Linked DNA regions of Homo sapiens: region 1 is linked to region 2. A link is a contact called in ENCODE Hi-C data. All regions are on one chromosome and are shown on one strand. The core of a region is the stretch at or near the end of the contact, and the rest is flanking DNA. Distances in the headings are between cores, read along the strand shown.

Evidence for each region. A loop is a pair of places that touch in the nucleus more often than their neighbours do. Pooled maps may share reads with other maps.
Region 1: a loop to region 2 is called in a map of prostate gland, with 6 times the contacts of the local background. The contact joins two enhancer-like sites. A Hi-C loop is called at or near these places in 3 of 168 maps with a recorded cell type or tissue (ascending aorta, prostate gland and sigmoid colon) and 11 of 50 pooled maps.

What each region holds. Positions count from the first base shown.
Region 1 is chr2:67,844,528-67,850,339 of GRCh38, reverse strand. No RefSeq gene overlaps it. Among named protein-coding and RNA genes, the nearest start is that of LINC01812, 22 kb to the right of the region's middle. Within about 2 kb of position 3,844, at least 13 of the 41 ENCODE cell types and tissues checked have a DNase peak (open chromatin) inside an H3K27ac peak, as active enhancers do; they include prostate gland, where a contact is called at or near this core.
Region 2 is chr2:67,256,201-67,262,447 of GRCh38, reverse strand. All of the region lies in intron 1 of LINC01828 (long intergenic non-protein coding RNA 1828), which reads right to left. Among named protein-coding and RNA genes, the nearest start is that of LINC01829, 44 kb to the right of the region's middle. Within about 2 kb of position 1,432, at least 19 of the 41 ENCODE cell types and tissues checked have a DNase peak (open chromatin) inside an H3K27ac peak, as active enhancers do; they include prostate gland, where a contact is called at or near this core.

The sequences.
Region 1 (5,812 bases), core at 2,595-5,094, 590 kb before region 2:
AACATTAATTGAGAGTTTCTCCTATTGTATACAAGGTTCTGTTCTGCGCACAGGCAAATTCAGTGACAAAAAAGACATAACCCATTCATTTAAAGACCTTAAAATCTTCAAGAAATAACATCAGGGTTCAAAAACATAAAGTAGTTTAAAGCTTATGTGTTCTGCTCGAGAGGTATAATTCAGAGTCCCAGCCTACAGGCAAGGGTGGGGTTTTAGTGCTGGCTTTCTGCCTTTATCCACTGTGACAACTTGAATATGTCACTTGCTATTTTTGAGCTTCTATCCCATCAGTTTAAAAACACTACTATTAATAATGTCTGTCCTTCCGAGTTTTGAGGCATAGATGAGATAAAATTGCCTGAAAACTGTGAAGCGTAGTAGAAATTAAAGGGATCCATATAAATTGAAGATCCCACTCTTGTGGGCATGTGCCCACGGAGTGAAGAGTTAAAGTAATTTATCATCCACTTATCATCATCATGATTCATATCTTCATTATTATAATCCAATTCCTTTTATTAAATACCTCCTTATACGTGGTACTTTATTATTCTCCAGTATCCTAAAACCAAACTGCTACTTTCACTTGACATTTCCAGGTGATCGTGACAAATCAGGGTCGACATGATCTGGTTAGATGTGGCAGTTGCCCATGTCACTTTTTGTATTTGTACATTGGCCACTTGTTTAGCACTTTGTTTGATTTTAGTCACACTATGTTCAACAGAGTGAGACAGTTGAATCTTAACCCAATAATGGGACTTAATTTCTTTATCAAGTTCACAGATGATGACTTGTAAATGTTGACAGTGATGTGACCCAGGAACAATGTCATTCCTATGGAGGAACTTTATGGAGAGATAGCACAAGTTTCAAATAATCTTAAAGAATTCCTCCATCCAATCAAAGGCAGGGGTCCCGAGAGTGTACTGTGACCCAGTGGTTATGATGCTTATTGTTAATGTGGTTGTCAAGGCTGAAATAAACATTCTAAGCTGGAAGTAACTCTCCTTTACAGATGTCTTTGCATGATTCTGAAGCAACCCAGGGATCAACCTGATGTTCATTTTATTCTTCCTACTGTTCTTTTACAACAGGAACTGGATTTTATTTGAGGGACAATGTGCTCAGCTTCTCTTGTAGCTAGAAGTTAGCAAATTAAATTAAGAAGTGGCTCAGTGGGATGTCCAGGAAAGCTTGAGAAGGGAACAATAGCTGACATGTACTTCCTTTTGTTCTTCCCATTTTTTTCTGCTCCATGCCTGGATATAAATGTGACTACTGGAGGCCCAGCCAACAGCCATCTTAGACCATGAGACAGTGTTGCAGATGGAAACCATGTGCTAACTGTGATGGAGCATAAAGATAGAAGGATCCTGACACTCCAGCACTTCCATGTCCTCCTGGACTGCCTTGCTCAGGACTTCCTTCACACGAGGAGGAAGCACATTTATTTAATCACTGTTATATCCAGCCCCTGCTACTAACAGTCAAATGCAATTCCTAACTGATACAGATGCCTTCCCCTCAATGAGTAGCGTCCTTGTTTCTTTGCAGCTAGCTCCTGGAAACGCTGTCTGTTGGTCTATGCTGATTCACAAGCCCCTACAAGAGCAGAGTTGGACTCAGCTTCTGCTAATGAGCAGAGGAATTGCTTGCGAATACAATGCTGGGATTATAAGGTGCTGGCAGCCATGCCAGAATAATAAGGCCAGATGGAAAATCATACTAGTAAATATCTTCGGTGAATATCCTGTCCCACTCCAGTGCCCTCCAAATACCGTAGCCCAGATCTACAGTTCATGTGGTGGGATTGCAGCCTCTCTTTCCCAGAGCCATCATTTCTGTCTGTGGGGAGAATGATGAGGGTCTTGGGTACTACTCCAAATTTTTCTCTGTGTAGCTATTCAGCAGGAGCCCATATTTGTTCCAACTTGTGACCAAAATCCTTGTTTGCTTGAGTTTTTTTTTTCCTCTAGCAATTTCATCTGTAATCTCAAAGATGAACGTTGCAATTTGCTGGGCTAATCTAATCCACCTTTGGCTTAACAATACCCTGTACTGGAAGAGGCCTAGAGGGCACCAGGCACTTGTTGGCTCACTGTGTCTTTATATTATAGGAGCACCCTCTTGACATTTGCCTTTGGGCCTTGTAGAGTTATACCCACTTTTGACATAATTTTAAGGCTAAATTTCAGGGAGAAATTTCAGAAAGATTCCTATAATCCTTGAATTGCTGTCCCTTCAAAGAGGTAGTTAATCTTTCAGTGGTATCTTGGCACATTCCTGGGACCAAAATAAGCAGGACAGATCTGAGACAGCAGACCCAGGGAAGAGGAAAATTCTCTGCTGGTCTTCCTCTTATGGGTGGGTGGGTTTGGTGGTCGTGGGCCAGATCTGAGTATGTTTATCAAAGGCAGCTGCTGGTGCAATTTAAACTGAATTCAGAAATTAGGATGGCAACGTTGCCACCATTAGTGAGTTTTCAGTGGGTTGTCTAAATGCTATGGTAAGTTGGTGGTCTGACTATATTTAGGGCCACATATTACTCACATAATCCTATTTATCTTACATATCCCAAATTTGCTTAAAAACCGGGATTGAGTAGGTAGGTGAAGTTGTGAGAGGAGGGAAAAAGTAAATGTCTTCTGTCTAATGACCTGAAAACAAATTTGCAAGATGGTTCTGGTAGAAGGAATTTTTTCCTCTTGGAATTACTTGTAGTTAAATACACAAAGAGTATAGCCAGAAGGAAGGGGTTTGTAAAGATAAAATACATATTTCCTTTTGAAACCTTTTTTTTTTTTTTCAACATATGTGACCTTAACCCAAACCCTAGTCTTTACTTCCATTTTGCTGAGATTTAAATAAAACAAACTAAAATTTGCAGGGAAGCCTGCCATAGTGTGTGTGTATTTTTTTTTTTTTAACTTTCCCCTTTTTTCAGGAGATTCTGGTAAATGAATTGAATAAATGTACTTAAGAAAAAAATCAACTCAGCTGGCACAAATCACTAATATCATGGGCTAAAGATTTCACTATTTTTTACAAGCCTTAATAATTATATAACTGTCTAGACAGCACTGTCCAGTAGAAATATGATCTAATGTGTATGATGCATAATTTAAAATTTTCTAGCAGCCACATTAAAAAAGGTGAAATTGACTTTAATATATTTAATTTACCCCAATTTATCCCAAATACTATCATTTCAACATGTGGTCAATGTGAAAAATCAATGAGATATTTTATACATTTTTTTTTTTTTTTTTTTTTTTTTTTTTACAGAATATCCCAATTTGGACTAGCCACATTTTAAGTGGCCAATAGCCACTCGTGGCTGGTGACTCCTGTATTGGACAGAGTAAGTCTAGAGGGCAGAGATCGTATCTGATTTACTCTATTCCCTTCCCAGTTTAACAAACCAGTGCCTAAATAACTGATTATTATTATTATTTTTTAAAGGACTGATTTTTGATCATGAGTGTTTTAGAGTGCTAATGTCTCGTTAGACGTTCTGGGAATAGAGCTGGTCAACTAGAAAAAGGAAAAGTTGTTCTCCAGAGACCCAGGCTTTTTGAATAGAAGAAGAAATGTCCCTAGAAGAAATGTCAGGCTGTGGGTTCCACGTTTTCTGGAAGTTACCCCCTTGCAAACAGGCAGGTTCAAGGCATCCATTTTTTTTTCTACCCGTAGGGGGAGCTCTTGGCCCTTTACTCTTAATAAATTCCAAGTCTGGTTCTCAGAGGCCGGCAGTTTGGAGTTCTTTCACCTGGGTCTGTGGAGAGGTTGTTTTTGGCTTCAAACCAGCAGTGCTTTCGCAATCTCCACACGTTACGGCTGCTGAAATGCGAGGACACCAGCCGGGTGGCGGCTTGAGTCTTGTGATTCCCAGGCAGTCCGGCGAAATGATAAACAAAAGTCTTTTGTGCAATATTAATAAGCTTTAAGCACTCCCCAGCCGAGCCCCTTGTCATCCAAGTAAGTCATGTGTATCAAAAGCCCTTATATGTGAAAGTTTGTTTTCATATCTGGCCAGCGTTGAATGGGAGCCCCCTTTGCCATGTTGTAAAACAAACATTTGTTTATTTTGTGAACAGTGCTGGCAGTATGATACAGGAACTGGGGGCTGAATGGAGAGACCCCTTTCCAAGGAGGCGCCTTTGAAAACCTTTTTGCTGGACCATTCCAACTGTCAACTGATCTTGAGTTCTGTTTACATTAAGACAATAACAGTGTTTCCTAAATAAATAAGTTAGGGACACCCGTGGGCCTTAATGAAACCCCATAAATGGGATGGAGGGGTGGGAGTGGGGAAGGAGTTTTTGTGCTGTGCAGAAACAATGGCCAGTTCATCTTACGGTGTCCCCAAGGCTTGTGTTTTTAAGACAGAAGGGGGCCTTTGTGTTAATTACACTGATAAAAACTCCCCTGGCAGGGCTTCCCCTGGACCGGTGGCATAAAAGATGTGACATTTCGCCCGTGTGAATGCCACACTGCCAAACAGACATTTTCTTAAGCAGAGAAGGCCAGCCCCCACCCCCTCTTCCTCACCAGTTGATCAGCTAACCTCTCCTGGTGTGTAGAGAAAATAAATAAAAACTGTAAGACTAAACCATCTGCTGCTGGGGGTGTCTGGCTTCTTTCTTAGTTGGGTTGGAGCTTCCAGGAATCCATCCATTTTGGTTTCTGAACGGTCCAAGTTGTCCTCAGGTAGGATGGACATAGAGGCAGACGGCTTGTAGTGGAGGAGGAGATGTTGCCCTGAGAGTTTGGGTTTCAGTGGGTTTTCCTGGGAAGCAGGAATTTCAGCTTGTTACTGGAAGTTACATTTCTGAGCAAAAGACGTATGCTAGGTGAAGACTGAAGGCTGAAGATGAGGAACCAGCAGGGCTCACTGCTTGTAAATTAGAAAATAATTTTCTAAATACTATGGTACTGCCATACAAAGTCGCTAAAATAGAGACTGTCATACAAATATTTTCAATTATAAGGATTTCTTATTTGTTCCACAGAAACATATTTAATATACATTTAATGTTAACATTCATATAATTTCATAACTTGCTTTTTTTTAGGTTAGTATTTTTTGATGGGCATTTTCTCCAACTTGCCACCTAATTTTTATAATGATCATTTTCAGTGAATGTACAATCTTCTAAGTGGATATACCATAATTTGCTAATCTGTATCCTTATCCTTGGGTACTCAGAATGTTTAGGATTTTTCATTATCATAAAATACTACAATGAATATCTTCATACCATACATTATTTCCTTTTTGGAGAAATATTGAGATAAATCTGCAGGCTATGATTACTTACGGCTTTTTGACACATAATAGCATGGTAGTTTCCCAGAAGGATTTTAAAATAAAGTAGCTTACTTTTCAGACTATGACGGTTACCTCCTTTTATAGTGGTTTCTTCGCACTTTCACTCCCCTCTAGCCCTTCTTATTTGTTCAGGACAATCCTTTCCCGTTCATGGGCTCCCTCAAATATCTCCACACAAATATTACCTGCTCCTTCTTATAAGGCTGATTCTGGGATATATTCATATGTTAAATGCAACTTGTAGTCACCATTATAATGTTTCAATGTGTAATACATTGAATAAATTCCTAATTGCCATGGTCTAGATATGGGTAAGATACCCTTAGTTGTAGAGTAATTTCTAATTTATATACTATGTCCTCATCCTCCAATAGCTTGAAATTGTTAATGTGGTCAGTATCTTTTCAGAAGTCTGCTCAGTTCGATGGCCAGAACTTCTCAATCTGTGAGAGTAATGGCCGTGTTTGGGCACATGAC
Region 2 (6,247 bases), core at 183-2,682:
GCCGGCCGTGGTGGCGGGTACCTGTAGTCCCAGCTAGTTGGGAGGCTGAGGCAAGAGAATGGCGTGAACCCAGGAGGTGGAGCTTGCAGTGAGCCGAGATCCCACCACTGCACTCCAGCCTGGGCGACAGAGCACAACAAAAAAGAAAAAGAAAAAAAATTGTCAGTAACAGGTCCGAGTGTAGTGGCTCAAGCCTATAATCACAGCACTTTGGGAGACCAAGGCGGAAGGATTGCTTGAGCCCAGGAGTTCAAGACCAGCCTAGGCAAAATAATGAGACCTCATCTCTTAAAAAAAAAAAAAAAAAAAAAAAAAGGCCGGTAACATGTGGAATGACTACACTTACATCATGTCATGGAAACCTAAATGATACATTACTTAGTGATATAGTTATCTATGTAAAATTAAAAATAAAAGCAAATAAATTATATACAAACAAAAATGAGCCAGAAGACTTGGATTCTAGTCATGTAGACTCTGCTGCATAGGAGGTAACTTTGGACAAGTCACTTCACATCTCTCAACACCAGTTTTCTTACTTATATAATTGAATTCATAATATAACCCTTTATGAGGATCACCTTGTGTGATGTGTATTAAAGCAATTAGCCGAAGCTTAGGTTAGCCCTATGCCTACCGCCCTTACCATCCTGCTTCCCTGGCAAACCAGTTGAAACTTATTTAAATATTTTTTACACTGTGACTGAAACTTCAAATGTCATATATTAAAAACAAAAACAACCTTTAAGATAGTAATCTAGGAGCTTCTGAAATGTATAAATAATGACATCAAACTTCATTTTGTTTTTAGTCCAGACAAACCTTCTGCATAAACACCTATTCCATGGCGTCTTTACGTATGGCCCCAATTTTTCTAAGTAATAGAAAACCAAAATGTATCCTTGGGTTTTGTAAATGGTAATGCACATTGTCTATGGTAGCAGAATCTGTACAAAGGAGGTCATCATTTCCTGGGAAGAGAAGATGAAGAAGTGAATTGAAGAATACAAAACAGAAGGAAAGAAAATGAAAAAGCACCCCATCATCAGATGTGAAGGTCCTAGGGAGTAGAACTCAAGAAATCTGTCAGCTTGAGCAAAACTCAGAACTTGGGGATGAAAAATATGAATGCTAAAACTACAAGTGTGCTGATAGCCTTTTTGCTGGATGGAAAAGAACAAATAATCAACCCACTACAAAGATCGAATCGTGCCGACAGCTCCAGAACGACAGCACTTACTTTGCAGTATGACATGTAGTTTCCATTCAGGGAAGCCCCAGTCAGAGGAGCAGTGTTCCAGTGGGTGGGTCTGACGTCAGGAAGGTGGATTCCATCCGACTTACAGCTGCACCAAAGGCCGACTTTGGCAGCAATTCCTGGGCTATAATTTTATAAACAGTCTTCTCTTCCCAGACTTCCAATGTGAATTTAGACCTCAGCACAGATTCTGTCTCACATCTTTATTCTGTGTCATCACATTCTAATCCGATGACAAACAGTTGGTCTGAGATTTCAGTATATTACTATATTAGTACAATTTATGTCCTGTGTGGAAGTTGATGAAGTGTAAAGACTATACTGCGGACTCGCCTGGATTCTAATCCAGCACCTAAACGGATAGTGTTGCTTTGGTGATCACAACAGCACTGTGTTATGAAATCAAATAGCTAGTTTGTGGTGCTGGCTCACTAGAAGGCACTGGCAGTGCTATTAATCACATTTTCCAAAAACTGGGCCAAAGCGCTGTGATTCTTCTTAAAATAATCATCACTATAATTTGGCATCGAGTCATGCCATGTTTTGCTTGATAAGGTTTACAGAAATATTATTTTTAAATGCATACTCTACGTTAAATAAGAAAGATATGTAGAATGCAGTGGATTCAGCTGAGTAGTCAGAAGATAACTACAGAGGTTACACGAGGCTGCCACTGCCCCATCAAGCAGACAGCGGCTTGATTCTCCCTGCTTAGAGAAAGAGGTAGTGCTAGATGGCAAACCAATTAGCCAAGTGCATTCTCATTCCAAGTTTCCTTCAGCTTATTTTTATTTTTTTTTTTTTAAGAAATTTCCACCACTTGAAAGTAGTGCAGTCTCCTGGCACATCCCAGAAGAAGTAGACCTTAAATAGATGAGCTCAAGAAGGATAGAAAGTAAATCAATTTCCATTTTCACAAGCCTGAGTCTGCTTATTTTCAGAGAGGACAAATCATGCAGAAAATAGTGCCAAATTACTCATGGTTTAATGACAATTTCGCAGAAAAGGCAACTGATCTCCACAGCTGTTATGCTCAGGACTATGTCTGGAGAGAGGTGGCTAGACCTGGATTGGGGTATCAGGGTGAGGACTTAATGCCTCAGGGACTAAAGCCTCACTCTGCTTCCTGGCTTGGCGTGGTGATGTAAACAAGATGCTCTACCTCGGGCAGCTGCCAAGTTGCTCTGCAGTACTCAATGGTATTTGTCATGTCTCCTTATGGCTGGCCTTTTTATCCTTGCTGAAACAAAAGAGATCAAACAATGTCATGTGGTATTACTTGAAGTAAATTCTTGGCCAACTCAACTATTTGCATGATAGTGTCTGGTTTATAACTTCTCTTTATTTTTGTTAGATCAACAGATATTTTTCAGGCCATGCTCCTTTTTGAAAGGGTGAGTATACGGGGAGGGATTATGTGCTAATTTTGCTGGACTATTTTAAAACTTTTAAAAGGAAGAGAAGTAGATGATTAGGCCTTTAGTCATGAGACATGACCTCAGTTTTCTCATAATGTTAAACAGGTAGATGTTGACTTATTGGGCTATTTCTTTCCTTGAACATTGCTCATTGTTGTTAGGGCTATGACATCAGCAGAGGCATGGGAACGTAGTACATTTTCTATAAGTGTGTATCAATTTCCCTATCTCATTGGGCTTGCTTTCATAAATATTTTTTAAAAATTTCTCCACCAGAGCACATCCAAAAGAAATACATGACCCGTATAGATAATTTTAAATTTTTTAGTAGCTACATCAAAAAAGTAAGAGCAGTGAAAGTAATTTTCATAACACATTTTATTTAACCCAATATATCTAAAATATCATTTCAACATAGAATATTACAAAAAATTGCTAATGATACATTTCACATTCATTTTTTCATACCATGTCTTAGAAATCCAGTCCATACAACATACCTCAATTTGAACTAGCCACATTTTAAGTGCTCAGTAGCCACGTGGGGCAGGTGGCCACTGTATTGGACAGCACAGATTGAGACTAAACATGATTACCCCAGCTGTTTTCAAAGTGTGTTTGCAATACCAGTGTAAGATTTTGCAGTATTCAGAAATAATCAAGGCTATAGAAGCCTTATATTATTTTATGTGAACACTTTCAGCGTGTCAAGGCACAAAATAAGTATGTATAAATTTGCTTGCCAGCAGGATTTCTTCTTAGTCACCTATTTAAACTACAAGGATGCCAGTAACCCATAGTGAAACCATAAATATTGGATTTATTATTCCTCCTTTCAATGGTATGACAGACATGTGTACTTAAATGGAGAGACAATTTACAATTGTGAAACATACTTTTTATTATTCCTGTCAAAATTATACTATTTTATTTTTTTTAACTAGAAAAGCCACATGATAAGTAAACTCTAGATTGAAATTCAGAAATATCACCCCTAAGATGAGAATACAGTTGACATACGGTTTGGGTGTCTGGGTCATGGTTTGATTCCACATATGGTGGTTCTTCCATGTAACAAACTGTGATCTCAGCTTGTACCACTCTAGTAAGAAGTCACTATTACTTTGATTTGATTAGCTAATCAGAATCTAAGGTTTAAGTTGAAAGGAAAAACAGGAAGATATATTTAATTCTATTATTTGTGAGATGAGAGGGCTGGACTACAATCAGGGGTTGACAAACTTTTCTGTAAAGAGCCAGGGAGTAAATATATTTTAGGTTTTGTGGGCCACACACTCTGATGCAAGATTCAGCTCTGTTGCTGCAGAGGGAAAGCAGCTACAGAACATATATAAATGCATAAGTGTGGCCAGATTTGGTCCAGTATTTGATCACCGGACGAGGTCAAGGACAATAGACGTGATCTATTTCTACTTCTCCCATCCTCCTAAGCAACGCTGGCTCACTGAATGCAGCATCCCCACTGAGTGTAAATGCAGGTCACAGTCCTTTACAACATAGTACTCCAGGCAACCACTACATGACATTTAGAATTGGCATGTTCATTGAAACTTAGTTTTTGTTATCCCTAGATGATTTATAGGACTGTATCTATTTGAGAAATTATCATTTTTACCATGGATATGCACTTTAATATTTGGAATAAAGAAAAGAGTACTATACACTATGTTTTAAATTTAATGGAGGTGAAAGGAATTTTTAGAAACTTGTGTTGTTTGAGAAAGAAGGCCTGCTACCTGCATTTGTCCTGGGATAGACTGTAAGCTATCTACTTACCTCAGGGTCAATCTGTTCTTGGCAGAAAGATGAAATCTGCTCATCACCATCCAGCCTTTAATCTGAAGAAGAGGAATAGTGATGCCATGGGATATGACATTGTTCAAGGGAGAGGTCTAGTCTCCTTACCAGCAGAGGTAACACCCATTTTGTAGGTCAATTGAAGGACCTTGCTTGAGATCCTGAGGCTCGATTTGAATGTATGGCTGTAGGAGGATAGTATTAGGCTTGGGGGCTTATGAGGAGTAAGAATAACAGACAAAGATATTCTAGAAGGCACTGGAGATAACCACCTTGTTATTAGAGAAAAAAAGGTTAACGTTGCTTCTGTTGATTTTTGGAGAATTCATAGGGTTTTTTTTTTCCTATTGAAAGTTGTAATTCTAAGGCCATAAGGTGGCTTATGCCTGTAATCCCAGCACTTTGGGAGGCCGAGGCGGGTGGATCACGAGGTCAGGAGATCGAGACCATCCTGGCTAACACAGTGAAACCCTGTCTCTACTAAAAATACAAAAAATTAGCTGGGTGTGGTGGCATGCGCCTGTAGTCCCAGCTACTTAGGAGGCTGAGGCAGGAGAAAGGCGTGAACCCAGCAGGCGGAGCTTGCAGTGAGCAGAGATTGCGCCACTGCACTCCATCCTGGGCGACAGAGTGAGACTCCATCTCAAACAAAAAAAAAAAAAAAAAGAAAATTATAGTTCTAAAACAGATTATTTATTAGCGCTTTTCTTTAAGGGCCATAGACTTCCTCTACTCATACTTTTATGCTCTGAGTCATGCCTGTGGCATAAATAATAAAGAACTGATTATTTTTCCATTACAACGAATGAGTAGGATGAGTTGGTTTAGGTATCCTATTCCATTCCAAGAATGGTTTCTTGGAATGTGGATCACTGAGAAGAAAACAACATTAACATCAGCAATGGCAAACTAACGTCATTGCAGAATCCTGGAATGTTAAAGCAGAATCATGGCAGTTAAGCCCAACATTTTACAGATGAAGAAATTGAGGTGAGAAGAAGTGAGACCTTGACTTGTTCAAGGACACTCAGCTAGTAATGACTGAGATTAGAACACAAATCTCACTCTGCATCCAGTACACTTTCTGTTTATACTCATTAGTGTTTTCATGTTTCCTATTTTCTTCTCTTTGGCAGACAGCTAGATCCTCCTTCCAATCATTCAGCGAAGGTCTTCTAGGTGCCTGGTGCTATACCAGGTTCTGTCATGTAGGTTACTGTATTTAATCTTTCTGAATCTCCACAGCATCTCCCTGCTATTATCCCCATTTTACACTTGGAGAAACAGGATCACAGAGAGATGAAGTGATGTGGCCAGGTGACATGGCCATCAGGTGACAGAATCGGAATTATAATCCAGTTCTCTGTACTCCAAATCCGAATCTACTGCACTAGATTTGGTAGGAATGTTTAGCTAACATTTGAAATAGTTGACTCACTTTTTAACTTGCAGGTGGAAAATAGAACAGCAGTTGCTTTACTGACTCTAAAACCAGCTGCTTGAATTGTGGTTGCCCCTGTCCTGTTCCCTCTGGTCTCTGTTGCAATGTTAGTTTCCTTAGTGAAGCAATGGGTGAGAAATAAACAACATAGACAAGCTGTGGGAGGTGAGGGATGCCATTAGTCTTAGGTTTGTAGGTTTAGAAAAGATCTAGAGGGCAGATACAAGAACTCCCTTCTCTTTACAGACTAGGAACTTCACACTCCAAACCATAAAGCAAGTTAGGGTTGAGTCCTAGAATAGGGGGAGAGTC